2 separate regions of the Homo sapiens genome follow, and region 1 is linked to region 2. The links are chromatin contacts, found by Hi-C in ENCODE. All regions are on one chromosome and are shown on one strand. The core of a region is the stretch at or near the end of the contact, and the rest is flanking DNA. Distances in the headings are between cores, read along the strand shown. Region 1 has its middle 46 kb from the start of SPAG16-DT. Region 2 overlaps LOC105373851 (a long non-coding RNA gene).

What was found. Hi-C counts contacts between places; a loop is a spot of excess contacts on that map. Pooled maps may share reads with other maps.
Region 1: a map with no recorded cell type shows a loop between it and region 2 (6-fold over the local background). The contact joins two enhancer-like sites. A Hi-C loop is called at or near these places in 2 of 37 single-sample maps with no recorded cell type and 2 of 50 pooled maps.

What each region holds. Positions count from the first base shown.
Region 1 is chr2:213,235,777-213,240,585 of GRCh38, forward strand. No RefSeq gene overlaps it. Among named protein-coding and RNA genes, the nearest start is that of SPAG16-DT, 46 kb to the right of the region's middle. Within about 2 kb of position 3,280, at least 12 of the 41 ENCODE cell types and tissues checked have a DNase peak (open chromatin) inside an H3K27ac peak, as active enhancers do.
Region 2 is chr2:207,335,867-207,340,319 of GRCh38, forward strand. LOC105373851 (a long non-coding RNA gene) reads left to right here. Exons shown (of 4, transcript XR_923809.3): 2 at 4,352-4,384. Among named protein-coding and RNA genes, the nearest start is that of MIR1302-4, 69 kb to the left of the region's middle. Within about 2 kb of position 1,970, at least 4 of the 41 ENCODE cell types and tissues checked have a DNase peak (open chromatin) inside an H3K27ac peak, as active enhancers do.

The sequences.
Region 1 (4,809 bases), core at 2,030-4,529, 5.9 Mb after region 2:
TTGTAAAGCATAAAAATATTATTTTTAATATTTGAATTCTGTTTATAAGAGCATGTCATTTTCACTATCACTACTTAATACTTTGTCCAGGTTTTTTCTTTTTTATTTTTCCTTTTCTTTTTTTTTTTTTTAGTGATATAAACATTTGCTTGTCCAATTTCAGTAAAGTGTAGGGTTCAGCCATTTGTCACCACGGGTCTGCATGTTTCTCTTTGCTTTTTCAGTTGAACCACTCTGACCTATAGGTTCCTAAAGTCTGAGAGTTTCTTTTATGTTCAACTTGAAGATCTATCAAAATGAATTGAAATCCTAAAATATACAACAGTGAAAAAAATAAATGTTAATTAAAACTACTTCTTTTCACAACTAATTGCTAAAGTAATATAATTAGATAGAAAGGTATTTTTGCTGGTTCAAGCTTTTATGAATACAAATACATATATTTCTGTCTCAAATCACTCAAGTTCATGGTTTTGCACTTGGTTTTTAAGATGAAACTCAGTATATTAATTACATGAGAGATATGACAGTGGTACTACTTGTAGTATTTTGAGATAGCCAAAGAAAGGGCTCTATACCTATGAAAAGTCCAATCTTGATTTATTCTCATTCTGTTCAGTTCACCTCCTTCATAGCTCGCTGAACCACAAGAGAAAGAATTTTCTGAAATGGTAACTTTGGCTTTTAAGAAATCACTTTGAGTCAAATCATTCATTATTCTGAGACAACATTTGGTCTTATTCTTCAGTCCCATTGAGGGACTCAAAATCCAAGTCTATATTACTAGGAATAATTCTGAGTAACTAACCAAAAAATTGGTAGAATAAGTGAGTTCTTTTCTTTTTGGAATAATTAGTTGCTTTAAAAAAACTATGTTTCTATTGGAAGGAGGAATGGAAATTGAGGAAATGGTAACAAGTATCATGGTTTTTTTGTGTGTGAGTCATCAATTAGATTTACTTTTACATAGGGAAGGTAGTACCATTCCCTGTTCTTTTTTCAAATAAAGGAGTTAGAGTGGCCAGAGGGAATAATCCAGGAATATTTGATAATGAAAAGTGGGACCCAGCTGGTCCTCTCAGCTCCGTGTTTGTGCAGTTAAGTATGAAAATAGATCATAAACACACAAATGCCTTTTGTTTCTTTAGCTAATCTAATTTTATTGGTAAAGAAACCTTTAAATGCATTGTGATTTCTTTCACATGCGGATTAGTATACTCTCATATCTTCATATTCTCTTTTTTAATGGGGGGAAATAGTGCCTCACTTAAACCATGATGTGAGAGGCTCTGATACAATTAAAACGATCTAAACAGCTGTAGAAACATTTCTGAGCCTTGTTGATGAAGAAGTAATCTCGTTTGATGGACGTCTTCATTTCTATCTTAATCACAGCATGCAAGATTAGCAATACATGTGTTTCACTCCACTTAATTGCTCAGAACGCATGCACAAATGCAGGGCTTTACTTCAATTAATTATTTTGAATTTCAATGAACTTAGGAGAGACCACACTGAAAGTATCTGATAGAGTCCTTAGATAAATGTAATGAATGTTAGAGAAACTTTATATAACAGTCTCCTCCAAGTCTTGATTTTCTGCCATCATAGTGAAAGAATCTGAAAATATAAACATGAACATATAAAAATAAATCAGATAATTGGATGACCTAATGTGCTGTCTTTAGCTATAGTCATTAACTGAGGGTTCAAAGAATACTGAAAAACTATTAGATTAACTGTGCCGTGGTTATAGGAAAAAAGGAAAGGCATATGTTCTTACTCATACATTGATCTACCATTTCTGACCCTCATCATAAATTTATTAGTGACTATTCTGTTATACTTGTCTTGAAAAACATTCTAGATTTAAGTCAAGATTGTTTTTAAATTTTCATCATATGTGCTAAAACACCATGTTCTAAACACTTCCTAATTACTGCATATGCAAAAAAGCAATTAGAGTTACTTTATAGTTAGAAACTGGAAATAATACTTTGACTCTGGATTATAGGAAAAGGTTTAAAATTGAGAAATAATATTAGAATATGGACTATAAGGAATTAGGCTAAAAAGAGCCTTTTGTGAAATAAAAGTGAAATAAAAGTGAAATAAAAGGCAGTTTAAGCCTCAGTTTTGTTTATCAGAGACCAAGGTTGGTGACTTGTTCAGAATACCATGGAGAGAAGACAGCAGGCTGTCGTGGATGCTGGAGTTCACGAGAAAGGTACCTTGTAGAAACATGACACCCCAAATCAGCATAATTATGTGAAAGTCAAAATTTATTAGAAAGAATTGTTTCTGGGAAAAAAAGAAAAAATGACTGGGAAGGCAACAGAAAATGTGTATAAAATTAGGCAGAGAAATCTGTTTAAAAAGTACAGAAAAATCATAACAGAGAAAATAGTTTTTTGGCTGGGGCAATTGTTAATTTACTGTAACAACTGAAGTTGAGAATTGTACAAATATAAGTCTAGTAAACATGTATTCCTAACCAGCTGCCCTACATGGGCAGCATTGTAGATGTCTCCATGAGAGAAGAAAAATTGAAAATATTTTAATCTATTTTATCTTAAAATTTATTCCTATATTGAGGAGAAGTGCTAAGTCTGCCGAATTGGGAGGAACCCACCAAGAGTGCTACACAGAAATTAGTATCAATGTACCCCTATCTAAGCAGTAGGCATTTTCATGAGAAATAAATATATAATATAAATAAATTTATTATTACATACCCAGCAGCAAAGGTTTATTTCTCATGGAGACTTGATTTCTGCACTTTGATAGCTGATATATCCTAACTGCATTTGTCTCATGATTTAATGGTAAAATTTTTTATTTTCCATTAAGGTCAGGAATTTTAGTTTTGGACAATTTTTTTTTTTTTAAGAATTGCCTTCCTGGTTCCACTTTGACTCCATTACTAAATGAACATTTAAAAACTTTCTTTAAAAAAAAGCAAAAAAGAGCAAAACAAAAGAAAAACAGAAAAGCCCCTGCAGATTTCAAAAACTCTACTGAAGAAAAAAAGCAACAATGAAAGTCCTCTACTGATAACAAAAAGGGAAAACACCAGTTTGCTTGAGGAGCTAAGCTTTAGTATAACACAAGCTTACGAGCCCCTTCTAAAAAAAGTGGTCAAATGAAAATGCTTCAGAGATTGCTGGTGTATTCTTGAGAAAAAAACAGTTTGGTTGAAAGAACAGTTGCTTTCTGACTTCTGCTAAAAAGTTGAATTCCAACATAGTTGTCAGATGAAACTGTACAATCCAAATCTCCTCTTATTGACAATGGAATCTGGTTTTGGGTAAGTGACTTTATTACTCATCTGTTAGTTATTCTTTGAACAAAAGCAGTCTTGTTGCTCAACCTAAAATCGGAACAGATAAACGTGTAATACCCTTTGCACTGGGACTTGGGGTGTTGCCAAAGCCATGTTAAGAATTCAAGACTAAGTGCCATAATATTAAAGGCAGAATATCAAATTCATTCACACTTAAGGTTCATAAGCTGCAAAAATACACAAGTAATTCCTTCTCCTGAGATAACTCCATTTTAAACTTTTCTATAGTTACCAAACTGGAAAGTTTAGTTTTTCTAAAACCAAGCCATCATGTGCCTTATTGACACAAGGACAGCCAGAAATAACTCACACTAGAAAAATGGAGATTGTTTCAGAATATTATGAAATGAGACAAAATGGTCATATTTATTACACAGATTAGAATGAACTATCCACATAAAGAAGAGAAGCAGTTTGTTCCTAGTATGCGTGTTGTCAATAAATGAAAGAAACAGATGTAAACACCAAGTTCTCACATAGGTACAAAACCGAGGTGGATTTCTTACTCTACATATTTTGAAATCAGGAACAAGTATGAAGGCTTATTTTTATAACAGAACAATATTAGTTGCCAGGATTTTAGTTTTGATTTAAGAATAATTACATATTTTAAAATAGAATAAAAAAGACAAATACTATTAGTTAGTTGTTGGCTCTATTTTTATATGACTTTATGTAATAACATTCGGTTAACTTTAACTTTAACTTAAAAAAAATACTAAGCCTGCAAAATAAGTGAATGTTCAAAGGTAAAACTCTCCTTTGAGGCTGGGTGCGGTGGCTCACGCCTGTCACCCCAGCACTTTGGGAGGCTGAGGTGGGTGGTTTGCTAGGTCAGAAGTTCGAGACCAGCCTGACCAACATAGTGAAACCCCGTCTCTACTAAAAATACAAAAATTAGCCAGGCATGGTGGCTCATGCCTGTAATCCCAGCTACTCAGGAGGCTGAGGCAGGAGAATCTCTTGAACCTGGGAGGTGGAGGTTGCAGTGAGCTGAGATCGCACCACTGCACTCCAGCCTGGGCAACAAGAGCAAAGCTACGTTTCAAAAAACAAACAAACAAACAGACAAAAAACTCTCCTTTGAGAGAGCATTGCTTAGTACTCACAGGCTATTCTTTTTGGACACTTATACTTTAAAATATCGTTATTTTTGTAAGGCTCCTATTTATACATATTGCATAGAATATACAGATATGCATCAAGACATCGTAAAAAATATATAATTGGAGAAATATTTGTTAGGTGAAAATCAATAGTCATTTAAAAGTGAAACATATATTTATACACACATGTACACACACATATATTATATATTTATATACGCTCCCAACAACCCAAGAGAAATTAAAAATAGCATGCATTTTTCATTTGAATTTGTTTTGCCACACTATTTGGTTATTGAATCTCTAAAAATAGTAGATATTAAAAAAAGTTTATTGAATATTCAAAACTCAATAAACATA
Region 2 (4,453 bases), core at 720-3,219:
GCTTAAAGTAAATAAAGATTATAATTAATTGGCAAACATTGAAAATCAGAAACAAACACAAAGAATGTCCTTTAGTATGATTATCACTGTTTCTGGTTTTTGTTTGTTTGTTTTTTGGGGTTTTTTTGAGACAGAGTCTCGCTGTGTCGCCCTGGCTGGAGTGCAGTGGCACAATCTCGGCTCACTGCAACCTCTGTCTTCCAGGCTCAAGCGATTCTCGTGCCTCAGCCTCCCGAGTAGCTGGGACTATCAGCTAGCATCATTATCACTTTAGATTCTCTGGTTAATGCAGTAGGTTATAAACACAAAAGGAATAAATTTTTGTGAACTAAGGTACTAAAGTACATGAAAATCACACAAGTATAAATCTGAAAAAGTCAAAAGAATTAACTAAAAGCTTTCTTTATTTTAAAAAAGAGTCATAAAGTGGCTTGGAATAAGATAAATACCTAAAAAGCAACAGTATTTCTATATACTGGCAGTAAACAGATAGATAATATAAAGCAAAAGAAAAGCTATTCAAATAGCGACAAATATAAAATATTTATAAACTCAATAAGAAATGTATTAAAAGTTTTAAAACCTTGATTGGGGGATATATTTTTAATAATTAAGAGGAAGAGTTATATTTTTATTAGATGGAAAAATTCAACATAAAGATGCCAAGGCTCCTCAAACTTACTGAAATAATTCTGTCTAAAGATCCAACGGGACGTTTCTTGAAGGTCATTAGAATGAACACTGACGAATTGCTAAGCTTAGTGCTTATCTTATTAAAAACATTCAAAACTATAAACAGGAAAACTAGCAAAATGCAAATGTTCTTAGGGATCAGCCTCGTCAGATATCAGAACCTATTGTAAAAACTGAAACTGTGTTTGATGTAAATATAAAAATATAAAGAAAAAGAAAATAATGAAATCCCCTGAAACAGACCCTGTTATATACATATGTGTCACATTTTATAGATGGCCTCATAGTTCACAAAGTTTTCCACTTGCATTATCTTTTATGCTTCAGAATCATGCTAGGAATCAAGTCGTATTATTACCCTCAGTCTTAGTTCTGAAGAAACTGACACTCAGAAGTGGCTTGACCAACATAATAAAACTAAGATAAACCCAGACTTGAACCTAGATTTTCTGACTTCTCTTACCAGGCATCTTTTCACTACATCAATCTCACAATACATTGGAGAATATACTTTTTTTAACCATACTGAAATTAGGGGAAAAAATGTTTCGACCTGCCCTTACACCATGTACTCCTGCTAACAATAAACAAACAAAATCCTGTAGTTGTTTGATGAAACATAGAGATATGACACTGAACTAGGGTCTGTGTCTGTGGTTGTCCCTCACTGAGTCCACTCACAAAGTACGAAGCTACAATGCTTCCTATTCACCTCCTCCCACCCCCACCCCCACCCTATCACCCCCATCCACCCCAGATGAATTACTTATTGTCACTAAGACGTAGCAGTGCCCAAAGTGAAATTGAAACTCTCCAGCAAATTACTGTTAAAAGAAAGTATAGTCAGTCTGTTTCTGGGGAGGGGTTGGATAATTAGAGAGCAACTAATTAGGAGCATACAGTTAAGAGTAAGGACAAACAGAAAGAAGAAAAGGAGTAAGCAACTCATACATAGTGCAGACCCACTATGTGGGAAAACCACTCATCTCTGACATTGTAGCAAAAAAGCAGCTGTCAACAATAAACATAAATGCTAGCCTTAGCTGAATGGGCACAGCTGTGTTCCAATAAAACTTTATTTCCATAACAGGCAGCAGGCAGACTATACATTGATGACTCCTGTACTAAGCAATTTAAGATAGTTTTTCCATTCAATTATCCTAAAAAAAAAACCCCTTTAGATAAGAAATCAGAGGTTACTCAACATGACCACCTGACATTAAGATGGATACAAGTATTTGCCTCAGTAAGTGGCAGAGCTGAAATCTGAACTCAGGTCTTGTGACTCCCAAGCTGGGAAGCTGGAAAGTGTGTAGTCTTCTGATAGGGCAGCCTCCTGTGACTCAGAGGTTTAACTGGATTTTATGGGTGTGAAGTCTCAGCAGGTAGAAGAGGCCTGAACAGGCTGCATCTAATGAACTAGACATGTGTTGCACTGAACCAGGCTGGGAGTACGTGGGTGATCTCTGTTGCAATCATTTAACAAAGTAGGGAGGTATAGACATGCCCATTCACCTCAGACACACCCCTCGCCTCCGAGACATCAAATCCGCTCCTCCTAACACACAGCAGGGTGCAGTTGTGGTCAGAAGTGAGTGGGAGAAGGAGGGTAGGCAGATGGGTGGCTGTTTATGGAAACCAGGAAATCCCAAAAAATAAAGTCATCTAGAGCAATTCAGGCAACTTCTTTGAGTCCAAGCTTTCCTTTCTGTGGAATAGAAATGTCTGTCCTCTTTCTTTTCTTTTTTTTTAGCAAGATGTCAGAATAATACAATAGGAAAAAAAAAAAAAACTCTGTGTAAAGTTCATTGGGCACCTCAGGGATACATGTCATTTGATGACATAGTCTCATTGTCACCTGACGCCCCATGACTTCAGCTGGCTCCAGAGTCTGCATGTAGCTTTCTGTGGGGAACTCTGCCATCTTTACATTTAACACATCTCTGCTGACAGACCAGCACTATTGAGCTGGTGCTTTGACAACCACGTCGACAAGAGACCAGGAGAGATGCCATGTAAAGGTGAAAGGACAGTGACTAAGGGGAGCAAATGAGCTTTTAAACGAGCCTGACACCATCCAGCTAGTTTTCATACTCCCTCCTGTGAAAAATCTTGACATATTGGTACATTGCTATGAGTTATTTATTTATATCGGTGTATAGTGGCCTAATATTATTTGCTCTTGCAGAGTGTTATCTAGGACTACAAACTTATTTTATTTTAAGCTCAATGACATTTCATCAACAGTTAACACAGCGTGAGTAGCTAAAAGTCACTTCAGGACAGTACATGAGGCCTCTCAGATGTTGTTGCTTTATTGCTTGACTGGATAGTTCTCTGGCTTTCTCTACTTTTGATGGTTTCTGTTTTTACCCAGCTTTGTCTGTTTTGAGCTGTATTTTTTCAGTCCATTATTACATATTATATTATTTATTTCACCACAAGATTTATTTATTATCTGCAGTAATGAAAACTAATTTGTTTCATTTGCCCATGTTAGCTATGCCTAAAAGGGAAAACAATTCTCTCTTGGTCATACAGAGAGGGGTAGAATGGAAAGGAGATGGGTACAGTCACTGAGGAGTCTCTAAGAGGATTCCATCCTGGAGAACCCCTGCTCTGGGCTTGGAGAACTGGGCTCAAACAAGGCAGGGTTCATGTCAAACCCCTGGCAAATTCTCTCAATTTGGGACTGAGTCTCTCATGGTGCCTAGACTTTGGTAATGCTTTCTGGAAACTCAGAAACTGTTGGTCCTAATCTCAATTCAGCTATTGACATTCTGGTCTTTTCTATTTAAAGCCACAAAATTGACTGTTTATTTTCTAGTCATAGTTTAATTTTGTTTTGTTTTAAGCTCTCTTAGTTGATTTCTGCCCAATCAATAAGATCAGCCACACATTTAATCTGATTCTGTCATTGAGACAGCTGAACACCCTGGCAATTCTACAGCCTACTCTGGGTAAGTTCAGTCCATATAAACTCAGCCCATTTCCAACACCTCTGTGACAGCTTTCTCATCTGTAATATGAGAAAACACTCACCTAGTTCACAGAATTGTTGGAAGAATTATATAATAAACAAGACTGTACTACATTTTTTAACTGACAACATACATTTTCTTAATAAAAAATAACATTTTTAATAAAACAATAATAATATATGTCTCCAAGAAGACGAACACTAGATTTCTCGGGTGTTCTGTGTGTTGCAGCACTTTGCTGGTGTTGACATGAATTTGTCAATCAGAACAGTTATACTCATTAATAAGAATAAACATTGACTTTTGCAGTTCTGTACTGATTATAATTTAGCCCTCTTTTAAAAAAACTATGAAAGTATTACATATAGAAAAGGGCATAAATGTTACGTGTGATGAAGTTTCATAAAATAAACACACCTGTGAAACCAACACTCAGATGAAGAAACAGAACCCCTACAGCGTCCCAGAACCAGCCCCATGTGCCCCATTCCAGGCATTTTTCCTCTAAAGAAAACTCCTTTCCTGACTTCTAACAATATAGATTAGTTCTACCAGTTTTCATAATTTTTTATACATGGAATTAAAAAATTATGTAGTATTAGTACAGATCTTTCTAAGCTTATTTAAGCTTAGTTCATAAAGAAGATATGGGTTCTAAAGCAGTCTTTCTTTTCTAGGCTGACTTGAGGAAAGAGAGCTGGAGGAGCGGGGTGAGTAGAGGAACCCTATAATTTGTTATCCAAACTGGGACACCTTTGAGAGTGAAAGAAGGTGCTATT